Regions from separate parts of the Homo sapiens genome. Here region 1 is linked to region 2. The links are chromatin loops, found by intact Hi-C in ENCODE. Cell type or tissue: B cell. All regions are shown on one strand. Each heading gives the region's core, and the rest is flanking DNA. Links, peaks and the distances in the headings are about the cores only. Region 1 overlaps KDM4B (lysine demethylase 4B). Region 2 overlaps UHRF1 (ubiquitin like with PHD and ring finger domains 1).

Region 1 (16,891 bases), core at 6,299-11,298, 54 kb after region 2:
ATGTCCCCTGGGAAGCACTGTCAACCCCGCAGTGAGAACCTTGGACTTGGCCTTCAGCCCTGCAGTAGCTCATGGTGTGCTGTGACCGTGATGGGCCTCAGCTCCCTTTCTTTCCTCCCCACTCACCCTTTAGCAGTGAGTGACTCCTATTTGCAAACTGTGTCCCGGACACACTCCTCACCTGGTTGTTCAGGTTCTCCGTGACTGTCCTTCTGCCCTTCCAGGGTGGCAGCTTCCACCTGAGAGGACAGGAGCCCCCACGGGGTCCCCTGCACGCCCTGCAATGAGGGGCAGCCCGGCATCTGTGGGGTCTTCTGGGCTGCTCTCTGGCCTCTGAGCTCCGGGTCTTCCTGGGCTGCTCTTTGGCCTCTGAGCTTTGGCAGGTCCTTGCCCAGGCTTGCTTGGCTGCCCCCAGGGGTGGCACTTCCACACCCTCCCAGTCACCATAGCCCTGACCTGTCGATTTGCCAGACAGTTTTCTTTAAGTCCATTTAAAAATGACTCACCTCTTTGATCTTGGCCTCTTCCTGAACAGTAATGTCCCCAGAGTTGTGGAACGTTAATGTGCTAGTTGCACATACTTTTATTTATTTATTTTGAGACAGAATCTCACTCTGTCACCCAGGCTGGAGTACAGTGGCTAGATCTCAGCTCACTGCAACCTCCGCCTCCCGGGTTCAAGTGATTCTCTGGCCTCAGCCTCCCGAGTAGCTGGGATTACAGGTGCCCGCCACCACACCCTGCTAACTTTTGTATTTTTAGTAGACACGGGGTTTCACCATGTTGACCAGGCTGGTCTCAAACTCCTGACCTCAAGTGATCCGCCTGCCTCGGCCTCCCAAAGTGCTGGGATTACAGGCATGAGCCACTATGCTCGGCCAAGTTGCACATACTTTTACTAATTCGCGTTCAAATGAGCTTAACCACTATATTAAAAAAAAGAAAATTTGTATCTTCCCAAATACTGAGGGGGGAGTGGATTGACGAATTGATGTTTCTTGGTTTTTGGACAAATTAATTTTCAAGCTCACTCCCTGCGTGACTGGCCTGTTCTAGGATGCTGGACTTGGTTAGATCTGGGTCCGTCTATTCCCTCCTGCTCCCTTGAGGAGCTCGGAAAATGGCCTTCCCTGTTGGGGCGGGGAACATGGGAAGTCTCTACCTCCTGCTTAGTTTTGCTGTGAACCTAAAACTGCTCTCTGAAACAAAGCATATTAAAAAAAAAAAAAAAAAAAAACTGGCTGGGTGCGGTGGCTCATGCCTGTAATCCCAGCACTTTGGGAGGCTGAGGCGGGCGGATCACCTGAGGTCAGGAGTTCGAGAACAGCCTGGCCAACATGGTGAAACCTCGTCTCTTCTAAAAATAAAAAAATTAACTGGGCGTGGCGGTGCACACCTGTAGTCCCAGCTACTTGGGAGACTGAGACAGGAGAATTGCACCGAGATCCTGCCACTGCACTCCAGCCTGGGTGACAGGGCAAGACTCCGTCTCAAAAAAATAAATAAGTGGCCGGGCGCAGTGGCTCACGCCTGTAAAGCCAGCACTTTGGGAGCCAAGGCGGGCAGATCACAAGGTCAGGAGATCGAGACCATCCTGGCTAACACCGTGAAACCCCGTCTCTACTAAAAATGCAAAAAAAATTACCCGGGCATGGTGGTGGCCGGTGCCTGTAGTCCCAGCTACTCGGGAGGCTGAGGCAGGAGAATGGTGTGAACCCGAGAGGCGGAGCTTGCAGTGAGTTGAGATCGCGCCACTGTACTCCAGCCTGGGCGACAGAGCGAGACTCCATCTCAAAAATAAATAAATAAGTAAGTAAGTAAGTAAATAAATACATAAAATAAAAAACTGGCCAGGTGTGGTGGCTCACGCCTGTAATCCCAGCACTTTGAGAGGCCGAGGCGGGAGGATCACCTGAGGTCAGGAGTTTGAGACCAGCCTGGCCAACATAGTGAAATCCCATCTCTACAAAAATACAAAAATCAGCCGGGCATGGTGGTGGGCGCCTGTAGTCCCAGCTACTCGGGATGTGGGGGCACGAGAATCTCTGGAACCTGGGAGGCAGAGGCTGCAGTGAGCCAAGATCACACCACTGCACTCCAGTCTGGGAGACAGAGCGAGACTCTGTCTCCAAAAAAAAAAAAAAGAAGGTAGTCAAAGGAGTAAAAACCAAAACAAACAAACAAACAAAAGATTTTCCCCTGCTCAGAACCTTCCGGTGACTTCCTGTTGCCCTTGGGAAAAATTCTGGGCCCTTTCGCGTGGCCCCTTCGCTCTGTCATCTGTGGCCTTGTCCTTCCTTCCTTTCCTCCCTTTCTTCCTCCTGCACCTGCTCCTTTCCTGGCACAGCCGCCTTCCCTGCCCGCCCTTCCCTGCCGCAGGACCTGTGCACTTGCTGTGCCCGCTGCCTGGTTCTCTTTCCACCCAGCCGGCTCCTTATCACTCTAGTCACTTCCCTTCCCTACTTCTCCTCCTTTGCATGTCACACGATCAGAGCTGGGTATTAGTCTGTTTGTGTATCTGTTTGTCTCATCTACTAGGGCAGGGGCTTTTTCTGGAAGGGCCGGAGAATAAATATTTTTGGCTTTGTAAGCCAGAGGTCATCTCTGTCCAGACCACTCTGCTTTGCCGTTGTAGCAAGAAAGCTCCCGTGGGCGAGTGTGCCTGTGTTTCAGTAAAACTTTATTTATGGACACAAACGTGAATTCCGTGCAATTTTTACATTATAAGACATTTTTCTTCTTTTGCTTTTTTTTTCCTCCAACGACTAAAAAATGTCAAAACCATTCTTAGACTGCAGGCTGTACAAAAACAGGTGGCGGGCAGGATTGAACCTGTGGGTTGTAGTTTGCAAATACCTGGCTAGGGTGTGAGGGCCACACTACGGAAAGCTATGGAAACCATGTCAGCCTCACGACCCCTAGAATGTACGGCAGCTCCTTAGACGTGGTGGGTGTTGAGTGGACATTCCTTGTTGAGTGAATGAATTTTTTTTTTTTTTTTTGAGACAGAGTTTTGCTCTGTGGCCCAGGCTGGGGCGCAGTGGGCTGATCTCGGCTCACTGCAACCTCCACCTCCCGGATTCAAGCGATTCTCCTACTTCAGCCTCTTGAGTAGCTGGGATTACAGGTGCATGCCACCACGCTCGACTAATTTTTGTATTTTTAGTAGAGATGGGATTGCGCCATGTTGGCCAGGCTGGTCTCCAACTCCTGACCTCAGGGCATCCGCCTGTCTTGGCCTCCCAAAGTGCTGGGATTACAGGCGTGACCCACCGTGCCCAGCCTGAGTGTGAATTTGTATCTTCCTAACTTCAAAGCATTTAGAGTCATATTCTAGCCTTAAAAAAAAAATGGGGCATGGCCGGGTGCGGTGGCTCACGCCTGTAATCCCAGCACTTTGAGAGGCCGAGGCGGGTGGATCACCTGAGGTCAGGAGTTCGAGACCATCCTGACCAATATGGAGAAATCCTGTCTCTACTAAAAATACAAAATTAGTTGGGCGTGGTGGTGTATGCCTGTAATCCCAGCTTGTTGGGAGGCTGAGGCAGGAGAATCGCTTGAACCCTGGAGGCAGGGGTTGCAGTGAGCTGAGATCACGTCACTGCACTCCAGCCTGGGCGACAAGAGGGAAACTCAGTCTCAAAAAAAAAAAAAAAAAAGGTCATGGGTCATTTCAAGGATCCTTAAAACTGCAGGAATGTGAGAAAATGCGATGCTGACATCCACCCAGACAGCCTCACCATAAAGGAGGGAAAAAACAGCTACAAACAGTGTAGGTGGGGGGAACGCTTCGCTGTTTGAGACGCCAGACTCTCTTGCTCTGGGATTCACGCGGCTGCCTTTCTGTTACAGCTCACCAAGCGTCAGAAGCACGTCGAGCCGTGTACTCGGCCCAAGGAGTTCAGTGTGACCTGGCAGGAACTGAGGGTTTGTTTAAAAGGAAGACAGCATTGCACAATTTCACAAGGCTTTTGTTTTGTAAGCATCGGAACTCTCCTCGTTACCAGTGCTAGCGCCCCCGATGGGAGGGGCAGGGGAGTCGCAGATGGTGGTTTCTGCTGTCCCTGAGCACAGAAAGCCTCATGAGGGAGGTGGCTTATCCAGTGCAGAGCTCAGCTTTGTAGAGTGAGTGGACAAGTGCCCGTCGGTGGCCATCGTGCGGTCAGTAGCCGAGTGGGGGACTGTGCCCGGCCACACTTCCTTTGTCTCACTCTTCTCCTGGCTGACAGGCATTTTCTGAGCCAAGTAGGTCTTTGGCATCTTAGATTTGGGCCTGTCCCAGGAACGTTCTGACTTGTCAAGAAATCGTACCGTTAATTTACGGTCATGCTTTCTTTCCTTGATTGAAATAAACAATCTGGAGAGGCTTGCTCAGAATTTCTTGGCTTTCAAAAGTTGCCTGTCTTTTTTTCTTTTTCTTTTTCTTTTCTGTTTTTTTTTTATTTTTGCTTGCCCCCTCTCTCTCCCTGCTTCTCTGGCTCTTCCTCCCTTCCCTCTTTCTTTTCTTTCTTTATCCACCTCAGTGATCTCAGCAAACACGAGGGGATGGATGACAAGTTTGCGTCCAGCCATCTCCGCCCTGCTGGCAGGCTGTGCCTCTTTGGCGGTGGCCGAGCGCGAAGTTGCTCTGTGGCTCTGGACTGGGATCGTGTTTGTTCAATGGACAAAGGCTGAGAATCCCGAGGCCGACTGCCCAGTGGCTGCTGCACCTCAAGACCCCGAGGGCTCTCAGGTGCACAGTGACAGTCACTCACGCAGACCTGGCCCCGTTTGCTGGTAGGCGCGACCACCGTTGTGTTTTTCAGACAAGCCTGGGTGACTTGCTGTGAAAACGTCAGCTGAGGGCACGGTGGCAGGATTTCCCCCTGCATAGACCTCCCGTCAGCATTCATAGCTGGACCCAAGTGCTGGCACCTTCCGAGCCGCCGGCAGTGGCGGTGGGCCTGTTTGCGTTTTTGCGGCTGCCCTAGTCTCCAGGGAGAGAGCGTGGAGACAGACGATTTGTATGAGATTAGCCGGCCGTGGATTCAGAATCGCTCTTTGTGTGATGGGTCCCAGGGGTTCCTTTTGACCACAGAGCCAGCCTGAAACTACCCACGGGTGCTGTGGACCCCTTGATCATGGCGGGATGGAAATGGGCTGTGCCCTCAGCCGGGACTCAGGACTGCAGCATGTCTGGGCAGCAGCCTGGAAGCTGGCCAGCCTCGGCGCCCTTGGGGACAGCCCTTGACACTCTGGCTCGGTGCCCTGAGTGAGGGGGCGCCACCCTGGGCTCCCTGGGATGCGAGCAGGACCCAAGCCAGGCTGCTGGACCGGGACAGTCGCGTCATGTTGCTGTTGTCCCCTTCCTGCAGCATCTCCATACTCTCCTAAAATCCCATCTGTCAGACAGTGTTGGCTGTAGGCAGAGCGGGCCTCCTGTCTTGCAGTCGGGCCGCGTGGATCTGATTGTCTTGCTCAGGAGAGAGAGAAGATTGCCGTCCCTAGCATGCACTTGAGTCAAGCCTCTGGAATTTCAACTCCTGCTCCCTGCTCTATTCCAACTGCTTCCCCCAGGAAGGGGGGACGAGGCGGAGGAAGTCGTTCTCTTGACACCCCTAGAACATAAGGCATCTTGGCCAGGCACAGTGGCTCACGCCTGTCATCCCAGCACTTTGGGAGGCTGAGGAGGGTGGATCACCTGGGGTCAGGAGTTCAAGACCAGCCTGGCCAACGTGGTGAAACCCCATCTCTACTAAAAATGCAAAACTTAGCCGGGCGCGGTGGCACGTGCCTGTAATCCCAGCTACTCGGGAGGCTGAGGGAGGAGAATCGCTTGAACCTGGGAGGTGGAGGTTGCAGTGAGCTGAGATCACGCCACTGCACTCCAGCCTGCACAATGGAGTGAGACTCTGTCTCAAAAAAAAAAAAAAAAAAAAAAAAAAAAAAAGAACATAAGGCATCTCATGTTACTGTCTGTCTGGGCTGGAATTGGTGGAAGCCACAGAATTTTTTTGGCCCCTCTAGCCACGGGTGTCCTGCGTACCCCAAAGGCAGAGCAGAGCCTGCTTCTCAGCTAGAGCCTGAAGGGCAGCTGCCGTTCATCAAAACAGCTCCTGTGCAATTCTGTGCCTGTCGCTGGCTCAGGGGCGCGGGAGGAGGGATGGGCTGCAGCGAGCGGGTGTGGTCAGGCCCAGGCTGGTGCGTGGTCACTGGGAGCTCGGGCAGCATGGCTGTCACTGTAGCCACACCCTGGGTCCCTCTGAGTGGGTTTGCATTGTCCAGCTCCGCGTGAGAGTTGTCAAGTTCATGCGTGCCTGGTCAGGGGCGCAGGGTGGCCAGATGACCAGTGTCTCCTGCCCGCAGGGCCTCTTGGTGGAAGGAGATGGAGAATAACTGCCAAGAGGGGTAGAAACCAAGCCTGGAGGCCGGATGGCTGTAACCCAGCACTGTGGGAGGCTGAGGTGGGAGGATCGGTGGAGGCCAGGAGTTCAAGACCAGCAAGGGCAACATGGCAAGACCCCATCTCTACAAAAACTAGAAAAAATTTGCCAGATGTGGTGGCTATGTCTGTAGTCCCAGCTACTCGGGAGGCTGAGGCGGGAGGATTGCTTGAGCCCAGGAGTTTGAGCCTACAGTGAGCCATGATTACACCACTGCACTCCAGCCTGGGCAACAGAGCAAGACCATGTCTCAAAAAAACCCCAAAAAACCAAGCCCAGGGAAGCACAGGGCAGTGCAGTGCGCCGGGAGGCTTCCCATAGGAACTGCTGTTTGCGCAGAGCCTTGTCCATTGTGGGAACTGTCACAGATGACTGTGAGCTTGAGAGCAGAGGAAGTAGCGAGAGGAACTTGGGGGTGTGGCCTGGGAGATCTGAGAGGGGATGGGGTCAGGGTGAAGCCCACCTGGCATGCTGGAGGCAGCTGGGCACCCAGGCTCTGGGGTGTCTCTGGAGGTGTTACCCGAACCAGTGTGATCATGGGGACATGAGGCAGCAGGCAGCCCCGTCCTCGAGGAGCTCAGAGTCTAGTTGGCAAGTCTAGAAGCCATTCCTGTCACCAGGGAGGGCCACCTCACAGTTGCCCAACTATTGGCGTCAGTGTGCTGGCCAGGTTCTGAATTTTCTAGGACAGCCTCCCTTAGAAATGATCCTGCCATTTTAAAAAATATATATTTTTATGGAGCTATCATTCACATACTATGAAATTCATCTTCTTAAAGTATACAATTCAGGCTGGGCACAGCGGCTCATGCCTGCAATCCTAGCACTTTGGGAGGCTGAGGTGGGCAGATCACTTGAGGTCAGGAGTTTGAGACCAGCCTGGGCAAAATGGTGAAACCCCATCTCTACTAACAATACAAAAGAATTAGCCAGGCATAGTGGTGCACGCCTGTAGTCCCAGCTACTTGGGAGGCTGGGGCATGAGAATCGCTTGAACCCAGGAGGCGGAGGCTGCAGTGAGCTGAGATCATGCCACTGCACTCCAGCCTGGGTGACAGAGCAAGACCTTTTCTCAAAAAAAAAAAGATACAATTTAGTGGTTTTTAGTACATTGACACAGTTGTGCAACCGTCACCACTATCAAATGTTAGAACCTTTCTATTATTACACAAAGGCACTCTGCCTCCACCAGTGGTCACTATCCATCCCCTCCCCCATCTGCTGGTACCCACACATCTCTTTCCTGTCTCTGGATTGGCCTGTCCTGAACATTTCATAGAGATGGAGTCACACACTGTGTGGCCTGTTGTGTCTGGCTTCTCTCAGTGGGCGTGATATTCTCAAGGTGTATCCACGCATGGCATGTGTCAGAGCCTTGTCCCTTTTCTTTCTTTTTTTTTTTTTTTTTTTTGAGATGGAGTCTTACTCTGCCACCCAGGCTGGAGTGCAGTGGCATGATCTCAGCTCACCTCAACCTCCGCCTCCTGGGTTCAAGTGATTCTCCTGCCTCAGCCTCCTGAGTAGCTGGGATTACAGGCACCTGCCACCACACCCGGCTAATTTTTGTATTTTTAGTAGAGATGGGGTTTCACCATGTTACATGGCCAGGCTGGTCTCGAACTCCTGGCCTCAAGTCATCTGCCTGCCTCGGCCTCCCAAAGTGCTGGGATGACAGGCGTGAGCCACCGCGCCCGGCCCACTTTGTCTCTTTACCTGGCTGCATCCTATTCCCCTGTGCGGGGGGTGTCCTGTTTTGTTTTCCATTCATCTCAGTGGGCATTTAAGTTGTTCTCATTTTTTCAGCCCCATCCTCTCCCCAGTCTGTGGCAGAGCTCAGGGATTCCTGTGCTGCACCATGCAGAATACAGGCCGAGATGGCCCCGGGGCAGACACAGCATAGAAACCATTTGTGGGGCTGGGGTGGGCGGGGTCAGCTTGGCGGATGCTGGGCTGCGGCTAGGCTTTGAGGTGCAGTGGCCCGGCGGGCCTGCAGGGGTGCAGAGGTACCCTGTGAGGCCACAGGGTCTAGGCTCCAGGTCATTAGTGGCGAGTCCGCGCCACGGGCCTCTTCTCTCAGCCTGAGCTGGCGTGCCTCAGCCAGTGGGGCCCTGGCAGGGACCTCTCTGTGCAGCCACAGGGCCCCTGTGTCTCCGCTCCATGGGGCAGCGTGGCCCCAGCTGACCACAGCTCTGACTTGCCCTTTGCTGTGTCCTGTAAGGTCACCCCTGGTGAGCAGGACCCCTGAGTCCACCACACCAGGGCCCGACGGCTGTCCTGTCCCCCTCGTCCTGTTTTTGGTGTCACCCCGCTGTCTGGTTAGCTGTGCCGGCCTCCCTGAGGGGCTTGTGAGAAGATGCCAGGGCCTTTCTTCCCCAGAGCTGCTCCCGCGAATCCAGCCTGGGGTTGGAGAGCACGCTGCTCCCTGGGTCACTTCCCTTTCCTGGTCCGGGGCCTGGTCCCAGCCCTGACAGGGTTGTGAGCCTTAGGAGGTGGCCATCAGGTTCTAAATGTGCCCCTGGGGCCCAGCAGCCTCCACCTGGACGTCCCCCCAGGAGGTTAAAGGGGTGAGTGGGAGCCCCCCCCACCACGCCGGGCCCCTTGGGAGTGCAGGTGGGTTCTCCAGGGGAGCAGGTGACACTGCCAGGCACCGGCGGTGCTGTACAGTCAGCCCAGTGCCAAGCCCCACCTCTTCCCACCTGCTCTGCAGTGCTCTCCCTGTGGGGACAGTGATGTGCCTGGGGACTGTCACCTGCTCTCCCCTGACAGAGGATGTGGGTTACCTGGGGTGCCCCATCAGTACCCCAGGGGCTGCTGATGAACATGGGAAGACCCCATGGCAGGGGGCGGTCACGTAACTAAACACTACCAAGTGTCATGTGGTGAAGGTGGACCCCTGCCTCACACCATGGCCAGAAGCCAACCCCACATGTAGCAGAGATGAGAACATGTTACTAAAACGATTACAAAACCTCTAGAAGAGCCAGGTGCAGTGGCTCATGCCTGTCATCCCAGCACTTTGGGAGGCTGAGGTGGGCAGATCACCTGAGGTCAGGAGTTTGAGACCAGCCTGGCCAACATGGCAAAACCCCGTCTCTACTAAAAAATACACAAAATTAGCCTGGTGTGTTGGTGCAGGCCTGTAATCCCAGCTACTTGGAGGCTGAGGCAGGAGAATCGCTTGAACCTGGGAGATGGAGGCTGCAGTGAGCCAAGATTGCACCACTGTACTCCAGCCTGGGCAGCACAGTGAGATTCTGTCTCCAAAAAAAAAAAAAGCCAGACGCAGTGGCACATGCCTGTAATCCCAGCTACTCAGGAGGCTGAGGTATAAGAATCTCTTGAACCTGAGAGGCGGAGGTTGCAGTGAGCCAAGATCGCACCACTGCGCTCCAGCCTGGGTGACAAGAGCAAGACTCCGTCTCAAAAAAAAAAAAAAAAAAAGCCTCTAGAAGAAAACCTGGATGTATATGTAAAATGTTGTATTTCCTTTTTTTAAAAAAATTTAAAATTATTTTTATTTCTATGTTTTTAATGGCTTGTCTGTATAACCAAAAGTGATGTTCTCTCTCTCTCTCTCTCTCTTTCTCTCTTTCTTTTTTTGTGGCGGAGTCTCACTGTGTCAACCAGGCTGGAGTGCAGTGGCGAGATCTCGGCTCACTGCAACCTCCACCTCCCGGGTTCAAGCGATTCTCCTGTCTCAGCCTCCTGAGTAGCTGGGACTACAGGCGCGTGCCACCACACCCAGCTAATTTTTGTATTTTTAGTAGAGACAGAGTTTCACTGTGTTGGCCAGGCTGGTCTCAAACTCCTGACCTCGTGATCTGCCTGCCTTGGCCTCTGAAAATGCTGGGATGACAGGTGTGAGTCACTGCACCTGGCCTAAAAGTGATGTATGTTTTAAGGCAGCGCTGTCCAGTGAGGATGCAGAACAAGCCCGTGTGTCTGAATTTTCTGGTAGCTGAGTTAAAAGGTGAAGAGAAATGGGGGAAATTAATTATTACAGTGTATTGTATTGAACCCAGTATACCCCCAGTTTTATCATTTCAGCATGTAATCATCATCTTCAAAACTGTTGGTGAGATGTTTCACACTGCTTTTTCTTTTCTTTTTTTTTTTTTTTTGGGTGCTGTCTTTGACATTCATTGTGTATTTCCCCTGAGAGCTGGCCCTACGTGGTTGATCATTTGGGGAGGGCCCTGGCCCCGGATGCACTGAGCGTGATGCCAGCCTGGTGCTATAGATGGGGTCCTGGTGCTTAGTGGACCAGGGCCCACGCTCCTTCCTCCCACCCTCCCAATCCTGCCCCCGCCTATCCCAGGCAGGACTTATGGCTCTGATGGTGTCTGGCTGGAGAGATGAGACACACCTGACATTCACCAGCAATGGCAGGACACGCTGCGACAGGTGCGGCTGAAGAAGAGCTAGGCTGTCTGGCGGTGGTCCTGGCCTATCTTCCCAGTGGGCTCTCGCCCACAGTCTCTCGCCTTTGCCAGGGAGCACTGAACCGTGGACTGGTCCTGGGGGCCAAGGGGTCCTGGCGGCCCAGCCTGGGCAGCGCCTCTGGCATCGCAGCTGGTGGGGAGGCGCAGGGCTGGTGGGGCTTAGGAGGCGCTTGGCACTGAGGAGGTGTTTCCGGGAAGAGAATGGCAGGAAGTTGGAATGCTTCTTTGGCTGTAGGAAAGCCCAGAAGAGAGACTTGTGGATCAGCACCGCCCAGGAATAACATCCTATAGCCACAGGCGGCTTCAAAGGGCTTGAGCTATCAGGGCAGGATTGCGGGAGGATTCGCAGCAGGGAGGATGGACACCCGGAGACCTGCTACCCATGCACGTAGCCTGCTGGGCTCAGATCCACCTCTCCTGGGTCTGTGTCTTTATTTCCAAAGTGGGGGTGGCTCTGCAGGTCCCGCTTCAAGGCTGGGTGAGGTTAACTGAATTACCACGCGAAAAGCCCTTGGTGAAGTAGTTCTCACCCCAGGGGCAATTCTGTCTCTTAAGGGACACCTGGCCACAGCTGGGGACATTTGTGATGGTCAGGATTTAGGAGTGCTCCTGGCGTGGGGTGGGTGGAGGGCAAGGACACTGCTCAGCACCCTGCAGTGCCCCGGGCGGCCTCATCCCAGGGAAGGCTCCAGGCCAGCATCCACCGAGCGGAGGCTGAGGCCCCAATCCAGAGTGGCGCTGGCCAGGTTGGGCCCCGGGAGGTCACAGGAATGATTTTTCTCTGGGCTTGTTTCTGCTCTTGACTGTGAATAGAGGTGCTGCACTAGAAGTTTCTAAAATCTTTTTCCATTCCAAGACAGCTTAGGGTTTATGCTGCTCTTCGTGTTTGTGCTGGAAAGGAAGTTAAGGAGCCGTGGAAGTGATCATAAAGCAACTTGAAAATAATAGTTTTTGCGGCCTCTTTATTATAATGGGGCAGCCAGGTGGGTTGGCCGGGGTTTTATGGGCCAGGAAGCAGGCGTGGGGGTTTCTGGGGGAAGCTGGACCCGAGGCAGCGTTGACCCCAAGACCAGGACTCCGCGTCTCTCCTGTTCCGGCCTGTTCCGTACGCCTCGTCAGGTTTTCTGCTCCGGTGAACTTGGAGTGTGTTGGGGACTGACAGATCCAGAGAACATGCCCCTCTGCTGCATGATGCCGCTGGGGCCCTCGGGAGGGCTTGGGGTGTGTCTGTGGGTCTTGCAAACACTCTCCTCTTGGTGAGAAGGATCTGGTTGCATTTTGTGCCCTTGGGCTGTCCCCTGGCTCGGACAGAGGTGTCCCTGCTGTAACCCCCACTTCGCAGGGTACCAGATGCCACTGCCCAGGAGTTACTAATGTACCTGGGGGTCTGGCACCTGCTCCGTGAAACCCGAGGTCTCCCTGTACTAATTAATTTGGCCTTTAGCCAAAGGGAGGGCTGCAGCCTTCGGGATCTGCTGGGTCACAGTGGGTGTTACCCTAACAAGTTTCCTAGAGGGATGTTCATTAGAAAAATAATTTATTTTATGGTATAAAAATTAGCAATGACAGGCTGGGCACGGTGGCTCCCGCCTGTAATCCTAGCACTTTGGGAGGCCAAGGCGGGCAGATCACCTTGAGGTCAGGAGTTTGAGACCAGCCTGGCCAACATGGTGAAACCCCTTCTCTACTAAAAATCCAAAAATTAGCCCAGCATGGTGGTGCACGCCCGCAGTCCCAGCTACTCGGGAGGCTGAGGCAGGAGAATCTCTTGAGCCTGTGAAGTGGAGGTTGCAGTGAGCCGAGATCGCGCCATTGCGCTCCAGCCTGGGCAACAGAGCGAGACTCCGTCTCTTAAAAAAAAAAATCAGCAATGACAGTGAAGTGGAAACAAAACAATACAAGCTGCCGTCATCTCCAGTGAGCTTCCGAGGTCTCTGCTCCATCCATGTGGATGTTTGGGAGGGGCCCTCCGTGGGCTCCAGGCGGCTGGTTTAGAGGTGGTAGAATGTTCTAGCTCTGTGAGGCTGGGATTCCCAAGTGGAGACCTGTGATGCTGCTGGGTGACAGGCAGAGGATCCTGCTGTGCAGGCTGGGGCTGCCATGGGAGGCTTGGAGCCCGAGGGTGGTGAGGATGGAATTAAGGGATCTGGCCCCGCGTGCTGTGCCGGGTGAGAGGCGGGTGTGAGCATGGCAGGAGGCTTTGGGGGCCGAATGTGCAGTGGAAGCCTGGATGGTGAGCGGATGAGCTGGTGCTGGAACCCAGACCCGCCTTCACTGCCCCCAGCGTTGGGCCAGGACCGCTCATCCTGTGGGCGGATGGTTTTGCTCTGAGCCTCAGCACCGGTTCCAGGAGCGCAGCCTGGGAGCGCGGATTGGGACTGTCTGTCTCTGGCCAAGGCTGTGTGTGTCTCAGGAAGCCTCCCCGGCGCCCAGCCCTCCACCTCTGTGTGTTCTGCACCGGCCGTCTCCCGGTTTTTCCCTCGCTGTCTGGGCCTGAAACAGCCCAGAAGAGAAATCGGATCTCTTCTCAGCCTGAGCTTCTCTTTTAGCCTGAGCTGAAAGAGATCATCTTGGGAAGGAGCTCCCCAGCCCGGCTTGGATTGGTCCCCTCTCTGGTGCCCCGGGGGAGTAGTGATGGATTCAGGACTTGGTCCTGGTCTGACCTGCCGTGGGGGCTGTGATGGGGTCCTGATGTGCCCCGTGTGCCATGGCGCTCGCCAAGGGCCAGCATGTCTGCGGCCTCACAGGGGCTTCACGAGCCACATTCGGGGCAGCGCTTGGTTTGGAGTCTAGAGCCAGAGCCTGGCGTGGGACCCGAGCTCGTGAACTCTGTCAGTGCCACTGACTTGGGGCAGTGTCTCCGTGTGCCTCCCTGTGGGGCGATGGCGGAGTAAACGGGTGATGGCCACTGAGCGCTGGCCGTGGGGACTCTTGGTCCTGGCTGCCAAGTAGAAGCTTCAGGGGTGCTCTTCACAGTCAGCTGACTCTGCTGTCCCTGATAGCAGAAGACAGCGAAGGCACCTGCCCCCTGCCATGGCAGGTCGGCGGGCACAGAGGAGGGCTCGGGAGGCTGTGTCCTCCAGCGTCTCCATGTTTACTGTGCCAGGCCAGGTGCTGAGGGGCCGGCGAGGAAGACGTGAGGACTGGAGAGAGCCTGGATTAGGGCCCTCGAGGGGCGGCGCTGCTTTAGCCGGGGGAACAGGGAGGGCCTCTCCCAGCAGGTGACATTCAGTCAGAGACCTCTGAGCGACTCACACCTGCCCACCTTTGCAGGATTTGGGACAAGAGTGCTCCAAAGAAGTGCAGGCAGCACGTGCGGAGGCCCCAAGGCGGAACGAGGCGCAGCTCACTGAGCTGGCAGGAGCAGAGAGGACTGCAGGGGCACAGAGGCCGGAGCAGCAGTGCCTGCTGCCTAGTCAGCCGTGAGGGCAAAGGCTGGAGGCACTGCTGTCAGAGGTTTATGCCTTTTTTTATTTTTATTTTATTTTATTTTTTTTTTTGTGAGACGGAGTCTTGCTCTGTCGCCTAGGCTGGAGCGTAGTGGCACAATCTCTCGGCTCACTGCAACCTCTGCCTACTGGGTTCAAGCGATTCTCCTGCCTCAGCCTCCTGAGTAGCTGGGATCACAGGCGCCCGCCACTACGCCTGGCTAATTTTTATATTTTTAGTAGAGATGGGGTTTCGCCATGTTGCCCAGTCTGGTCTCAAACTCCTGACCTCAGGTGATCTGCTCTCCTCGGCCTTGTAAGAGTTAAAGAAAGAGGAAAGAAACACAAAATGCAGCTGGCAGTTAAAGGCAAGTTTTCTTTAGTTAAAACCTGAGAGGCGCTCTTGGCCGATTGCGGTCAGGAGCGCTTTCTCTTATAGACTAAGAGTATATATTGGTTTTAGGGTGAAGGGGCTTATCACAAGCTTGGAACGTTTCTGTGTGTGGAGAAGTTTATGGCAGGGCTGGAATCTGTCTGGGAGGAGGGGAGGTTATCTTGGGGCAGACATCTTCCCGGCCGGAGGGGGGTTATCTCGGGGCTGGCATGTCTCTGGTTGGGGAGGAGTTTGCGATGTTTCTGGCTGGAGATGCTATTTGTGGTTTATGGTCATGCTGATCTTAGCTGTTAGGCTGATACCCTTTGGATTTAGCGGTCTTTTATTAAGGTGAACTTTTAGAATGAGGGGCTTGTCCGGGATGGCAATGCTTCTGCTGTCAGGCCTCCCAAAGTGCTGGGATGATGGGCGTGAGCCACTGCGCCCGGCCAGTATATGTGTTTTAAAGACCTCTCTGGTGGCTGTCAGGAGTGAAAGCAGGGGACCTGTCGGGAAACTCCAGGCGTCGCCCAGGTGATTCATGGCAATGGCTCAGGAGAAGGGGGTCTGGGCTGGGGCTGCGGCCTGGACTGGGGGTGGCTTTTGGAGGTAGACAGGATAGGCCTGGCTGGTGGGTTGAATGTGGAGTGGGGAGATCACTGCTACTCCCAGGGTGCAGCAGCTGGTTTCACGCCCCCAGCTCGGCCACTTCCTGCACAGCGATGTGGTCTTGGGCCTGAGAACGTGGGAATAACAAACTCAGTTTCTCCCAGGCTGTCAGAGCAGTCACAGATCCCTTCCAGCACACGCGAGCAAAGCGGTGCAGGGGCAGGAGCTGGGGCCCTCCGTTCAGTTCACTCCTACCTGGGGGCTGCATCGGGCAGGACAGGCTGCGGGCTCCTCCCCACGTACCTAACCCCACGGCCCATGCCAGTCACAAGCCCCAGGCTGTGTCCTGAGCTTCTGCTGGACGCGCTGGAAACCAGCCTTCTCATGAACCCTTCTTTTTTTTTCTTTTTTGAGACGGAGTCTTGTTGTGTTTCCCAGGCTGGAGTGCAGTGGTGCGATCTAGGCTCACTGCAAGCTCCGCCTCCTGGGTTCACGCCATTCTCCTGCCTCAGCCTCCGGAGTAGCTGGGACTACAGGTGCCCGCCACCACGCCCGGCTAATTTTTTGTATTTTTAGTAGAGACGGGGTTTCACCATGTTAGCCAGGATGGTCTCAATCTCCTGACCTCGTGATCCACCCGCCTCGGCTTCCCAAAGTGCTGGGATTACAGGCATGAGCCACCGTGCCCGGCCTCATGAACCCTTCTTTGAGCTTAATTTGCTAATGCACCTCTCAAAACTCAGGGGAGCTGTTACTTACGTTTACCAGCTTATTAGAAAGGATTTTACAAAGGAGGCAGATGAAGACATGTGTAGGGTGAGGGATGTGGGAAGGGGCACAGAGGGTTCCGTGCTCTCCCCGGGCTGTGACGTCTCCAGGAACCTCCACGCATTCATCTGTGGGGAAGCTTCCATCCCAGTCCTCCGGGTTTTACCTCAGCTTCCTCGCAGAGGCTTGGGTGACCTCACTGCATTGGCCTGGGTGATCAAGTCAGCCTTCAGCCACATGCCCCTCCCCTCCCGTCCAGCCTGGGTCTTTTCAGTGAGCAGCCCTATTCCCTCAGCTCCCGAGGGGCTGCCAAGCCCTTAGTCACCTCATTAGCACACTGGAGAATTCCGAGGATCTGGGGGAGTCGTAGGCCAGGAAACAGGACAAAATGTATTTCACAGTCTCACTGGGCCGGTCCCTTGCCTCCGCTTCCTTGTCTGTGATGAGAGGACGGGAGGGTGGCTGTCTGGACAGTGCTGAAGTGGTAGAGGTGAGTCGCTGCCGTGGAGGGCTTGGCAGGGTGCTCTGTGAAGGGCCCTGTGGCCTGGGGTGGAAGCCGCTTGCAGAGTGCTGGTTCTTTGCCTAAGGATGGTGGGGCAGGGGGGCCGTGTTCACACGTGCTGTTGGCTGTGTCTGCCAGTCTTCCTTTCTTTTTTCTGTTTCTGTTTCTTTTTCTTTGTTTTTTTTTGTTTGTTTGTTTGTTTTGAGACAGAGTCTTGCTCTGTCGCCCAGGCTGGAGTGCAGTGGCACGATCTTGGCTCACTGTAACCTCCGTCTCCCAGGTTCAAGCGATTCTCCTGCCTCAGCCTCCCCCAGTAGCTGGGATTACAGGCATGCACCACCACGCCC
Region 2 (5,000 bases), core at 1-5,000:
CTCTGTGGAGTCATCTTCATCTCTGAGTCCACAGTCTACATACACCAAGGCTTGCCCTTGGTGTTAAGTTTTTTTTTTTTTTTTTTTGAGACAGTGTCTCACTTGTCGCCCAGGCTGGAATGTAGTGGCGTGATCTCGGCTCACTGTAACCTCTGCCTCCCAGGTTCAAGCGATTCTCCTGCTTCAGCCTCCTGAGTAGCTGGGACTACAGGCGCGTGCCACCACGCCTGGCTAATTTTTGTATTTTTAGTAGAGACGAGGTTTCACCATGTTGGCCAGGCTGGTCTCGAACTCCTGACTTCAAGTGATCCACCTGCCTTGGCCTCCCAGAGTGTTGAGATGACGGGCGTGAGCCACTGTGCCTGGCCTGCTTCATGTTTTAAATAACGGCTTTATTATATCCCTGCAGTTCACCCAGTTAAAGTACACAGTTGAGGTATATTCATAGTTGTGTAATCATCACTGCAGTCTATTTTAGAACATTTTGTCACCTTGAAAGGAAACCCTGAACCCTGTCCCAGCTACTGCTTCCTTTTTCTGCATCTCCTCCCGCAGCCCCTGGCACCCTCAAATCCCCTTCCTGCCTCTGTGGCTTGGCCTGTCCTGGAAATTTCATAGAAATGGGATCATGCACTGCGTGGCCTTTTGTGTCTGGTGTTTCTCACTGAGTGTGATGTCCTCAAGGTGCATCCACACTGTGGCCTGGGTCACAGCCTTGCTCCTTTTCATGGCTGAGTCGTATTTTATTTTGCCTTATATTTTATTTATTTTATTTTATTTCTTAAGACAGTCTTGCTCTGTTGCCCAGGCTGGAGTGCAATGGCACAATCTCTGCTTACTGCAACCTCCGTCTCCCAGGTTCAAGCAATTCTCCTGCCTCAGCCTCTGGAGTAGCTAGGATTACAGGCACCCGCCACCACGCCCAGTTAAGTTTTGTATCTTTAGTAGAGACGGGGTTTCACCATGTTGACCAGGGTGGTCTCAAACTCCTGACTTCAGGTGATCTGCCCTCGTTGGCCTCCCAAAGTGCTGGGATGACAGGCGTGAGCCACCGCACGCGGCCTGAGTCATATTTTGACACATGGATGGATGGCCACATTGTGTTGATCCTCTCACCTGTTTTTTCTTTTCTTTCTTTCTTTTTTTCTTTCTTTTTGAGACGGAGTTTTGCTCTTTTTGCCCAGGCTGGAGTGCAGTGGTGCAATCTCGGCTCACTGCAACTTCTACCTCCCAGGTTCAAGCAATTGTCCTTCCTCAGCCTCCCGAGTAGCTGGGATTACAGGCACCTGCCACTATGCCCGGCTAATTTTGTATTTTTAGTAGAGACAGGTTTCACCATGTTGGCCAGGCTGGTCTTGAACTCCTGACCTCGTGATCTGCCTGCCTCGGCCTCCCAAAGTGCTGGGATTACAGGCGTGAGCCACCGCACCCAGCCTCAATCCCCTCACCTGTTGATGGACACCTGGGTTGCTTCCACTCTCAGGCTGTTGCGAGTGATGCCGTGTGAACCTGCGTGTACAGGTTGACGTGCCTCTTCCTCTCCATCCGTGCCACCTCTCCCCAAAGCCAGCTGCTCTGTGCTGGAGAGCTGGCCCTGAGCCTCCTCCTGGCTCCCAGGCAGCGCCTAGCATGTCAGAGGCACTCACTTCTAGCTGGGAGAACAGAGGGGCTGAAGCGGATATTGGTGGGCCCTCGATGTCCACGGTGGGTTTCAGAGCAGCCCTTGAAACCCTTGTAGCTGTAGGTGGGTGTGTACATATTCAAACGGGTTTTTCTGATGCTGGTGGATCGCTTGCTTGAGCCCCGGAGTTCAAAACCAGCTTGGGCAAAGCAGCAAGACCTCATCTCTAAAAAAAATTAGCTGGGCATGGGTGATGTGTGCCTGTGGTCCCAGCCACTCAGGAGCCTGAGGCAGGAGGATTACTTGAGCCCAAGGTTCGATGCTGCAGTGAGCTACGATTGCACCACTGCCCTCCATCCTTGGCAACAGAGTGAGATCCTTTCTAAAGGAAAAAAAAAAAAAAGTCCGGGTGCAGTGGCTCACGCCTGTAATCCCGGCACTTTGGAAGGTTGAGGTGGGCGGATCACGAGGTCAGGAGATCGAGACCATTCTGGCTAACATGGTGAAACCCCACCTCTACTAAAAATACAAAAATTAGCCGGGCTTGGTGGCGGGTGCCTGTAATCCCCGCTACTTGGGAGGCTGAGGCAGGAGAATGGCGAACCTGGGAGGCGGAGCTTGCAGTGAGCCAAGATCGTGCCACTGCACTCCAGCCTGGGCGACAGAGCAAGATTCCGCCTCAAAACAAAAAACAAAACAAAACAAAACAAAAAAAAACAGGCCGGGTACTGTGGTTCATGCTGTAATCCCAGCTCTTTGGGAGGCCGAGGTGGGTGGATCCCTTCAGCGTAGGAGTTCAAAACCAGCCTGGCCAACATGGCGAGACCCTGTCTCTACTAAAAATACAAAAATTAGCTGGGTGTGATGGCTCATGCCTATAGTCCCAAGCTACTCAGGAGGCTGAGGCACAAGAATCGCTTGAACCTGGGAGGTGGAGATTGCAGTGAGCTGAGATCACACCCCTACACTCCACCCTGGGCGACAGAGTGAGACTCCATCTCAAAAAAAAAAAAAAAAAAAAAAATTTTTTTCTGGAAAAGATGAGTCAGCCTTTATCAGGTTCTTAGGTTTATGGTGAACAAAGAAAGAAAGCCTGCAGAGAAGGGCCTTGGCCTTCACTGTGACCCCCATGCTGTTTGCATTTGAACAGCCGTCAGGCCTTGGATCCCCAAGGGGCGAAAGGAGGAAGAGCTGACATTCTATGTATGTCTCTCTCCTCCCTTTTCCTAAGGTCTCTCTCCTCCCTTTTCCTAAGGATGCTCCTGAACCAGGGCATTTCTGCCTCTAGGGGACACATGGTGATGTCTGGGGGACATCGGTTGTTGTCATGACTGGTGGAGGCCAGGGCCGCTGCAGTGCCTCTGCAGTGCCCAGCACGGCCCCACGGTCCAGTGCCCAGAGGGGGAGACCCAGCCCATCCCAGAGTGGTCAGCCCTAATGTCAGCCATGCTTAGGTCGAGAAACCTGTATTAATTACATGGAAACCAACCGAGTCCAATCCTGCTCGCACCAGGCACGGGATAAACTCCTGACGGGGCAGACGTGGAAACCAGGGGGACCCCCAGCTCCTGGGATTCACCTCCTCTCTCCCTTCCCACTCAGTGTGTGGATTTTAATGCGTGCAGCCTCCTGGGACCTCAGTAGGGCACAGCATCATGGGATAAGGAGTTTCTTGGGGGCCTGTGGAATCCTTCACCAGGGGGTCTCACCCAGGGTGACTTCACACCCCCCCACCCCATACCGTATGATGTCTGGGGACATTTGTGGTCGTCACAACTACGGGGTGCTCCTGGCATGGAGTAGGTGGAGGCCAGGGACGCTGCTCAGCACCCTGCAGTGCCCAGGATGGCTCCGCCCCAGAGAATGGTCCAGGACCTGGCCCCAATGTCTGCAGTGCCGGGGGAGAGGAACTTGTTGCCTTGGGGGCATCTAGATGGCAAATCATCAGGAGGGGGGGGTCCTAGATGGCAAACCACCGGGAGAGGGTCCTTGTTGGGTGTTGGTGGAGTGTGAAGGGGCAGCTTCTGACAAAATGCCTCGGCTTCTCCAGCCCCCAGATACAGCTCAGGTGATGAGCTCCTCCTTGCATACCTGCTGAGTCAGGTGACCCGAGGGGCAGGCTGTGGAGCCAGGCCCCAGGGGTTGAGCGCATCAGGATAAAAGCGCACAAAGGGCGGGTGGAGCTGAGGGTCAGAGGAGGTGCCCTGGCAGGCGAGATTGGCGCTGGAGCCTTACCCAGGAAGCTCATAGGAAGCTCATGGATGCTGGCATGTGCCTCTTGCTGTTCAGGTGGGACAGGGTCTCTCTGTCTCGACACTGGACAGTGGGACCGTCCTGGGCACTGCAGGGTGCCGAGCAGCGTTCCTGGCCTCCACCCACTCCATGCTAGGAGCTTCTCCCAGTGGCGACAACCACAAATGTCCCAGACGTGGCCCAGCGTCCCCCGGGGTCTGAATCATGTTTGGTTGAGAAGCAGTGACAGAGGTGACACATGTTCACTGTCACAAAAGCTGCCGTAAGCACGAAGTATTAGGAAAAACTCCCAAGACCCCCATGTGTGCGTGGTGCCCCGTGATGATGTTTTGTGCTTCTGGGTGCTTCCTGCATGCAGTGCCAAAAGCCCTCGCTAGAGGGGCCTGAGACCCTGAGGGAAGGGACTGGGGTGCCGCTTGTGAGCGGGACAGCCCCCTGGCATGGCCCAGGTATCATGGCTCTTTACTCTGATGCAGATTGCCCCCCCCCCACAAGGGCTGGGACACAGTGTTTGGTTCATCACTGGTGCCCACAGATGCCCACTTGGCATTTGGTGGCTAAACAGCGTCTGCCTCTGGTGTCCCTGCAGATGGAGGACGGCCATACCCTCTTCGACTACGAGGTCCGCCTGAATGACACCATCCAGCTCCTGGTCCGCCAGAGCCTCGTGCTCCCCCACAGCACCAAGGAGCGGGACTCCGAGCTCTCCGACACCGACTCCGGCTGCTGCCTGGGCCAGAGTGAGTCAGACAAGTCCTCCACCCACGGTGAGGCGGCCGCCGAGACTGACAGCAGGCCAGCCGATGAGGACATGTGGGATGAGACGGAATTGGGGCTGTACAAGGTGAGCCTCCCCTCCGCAGCTGCTCTGGGGTTGGACGTTCTCCCTGCCATTCTGGTCTTTGCATACCCAGGGCTCACAGGAGGGGCTTCCCACGCGCCTCTCTAGCTCTGGCTGGGCAGAAATGGCCAAGGGGTGGTTTCCTGCACGTTCCTTGAGGGGAACATGGTACCCTGGGATTCCTTTGTGGACCTCTAGAGCAGAGTCCTGTTCGGGGCCTGCAGGTGTCTTCTCCGTGAAGCTTGCAGTGGCTGTGACGTTTCTGAACTTGCTGCTACCATGTAA

Evidence for each region. Peaks named below come from ENCODE experiments on the same cell type or tissue, not always from the same donor. Only the 100,000 strongest peaks of a DNase experiment are listed, where the experiment ranks them.
Region 1: it touches region 2 in a loop (5-fold over the local background); 8 of 110 quality-filtered maps call a loop at or near these places.

The regions. Positions count from the first base shown.
Region 1 is chr19:4,972,609-4,989,499 of GRCh38, forward strand. The region is part of intron 1 of KDM4B (lysine demethylase 4B); the gene reads left to right. Among named protein-coding and RNA genes, the nearest start is that of KDM4B, 12 kb to the left of the region's middle. RefSeq lists enhancers at 11,326-12,252, 15,933-16,438, 16,439-16,891. In B cell, for the core only: no CTCF peak of the experiment used is centred there; a DNase peak (open chromatin) is centred at 9,123; H3K27ac peaks cover 536 bases.
Region 2 is chr19:4,924,759-4,929,758 of GRCh38, forward strand. UHRF1 (ubiquitin like with PHD and ring finger domains 1) reads left to right here. Exons shown (of 17, transcript NM_001048201.3): 3 at 4,464-4,718. Among named protein-coding and RNA genes, the nearest start is that of MIR4747, 5.4 kb to the right of the region's middle. In B cell, for the core only: no CTCF peak of the experiment used is centred there; no DNase peak of the experiment used is centred there.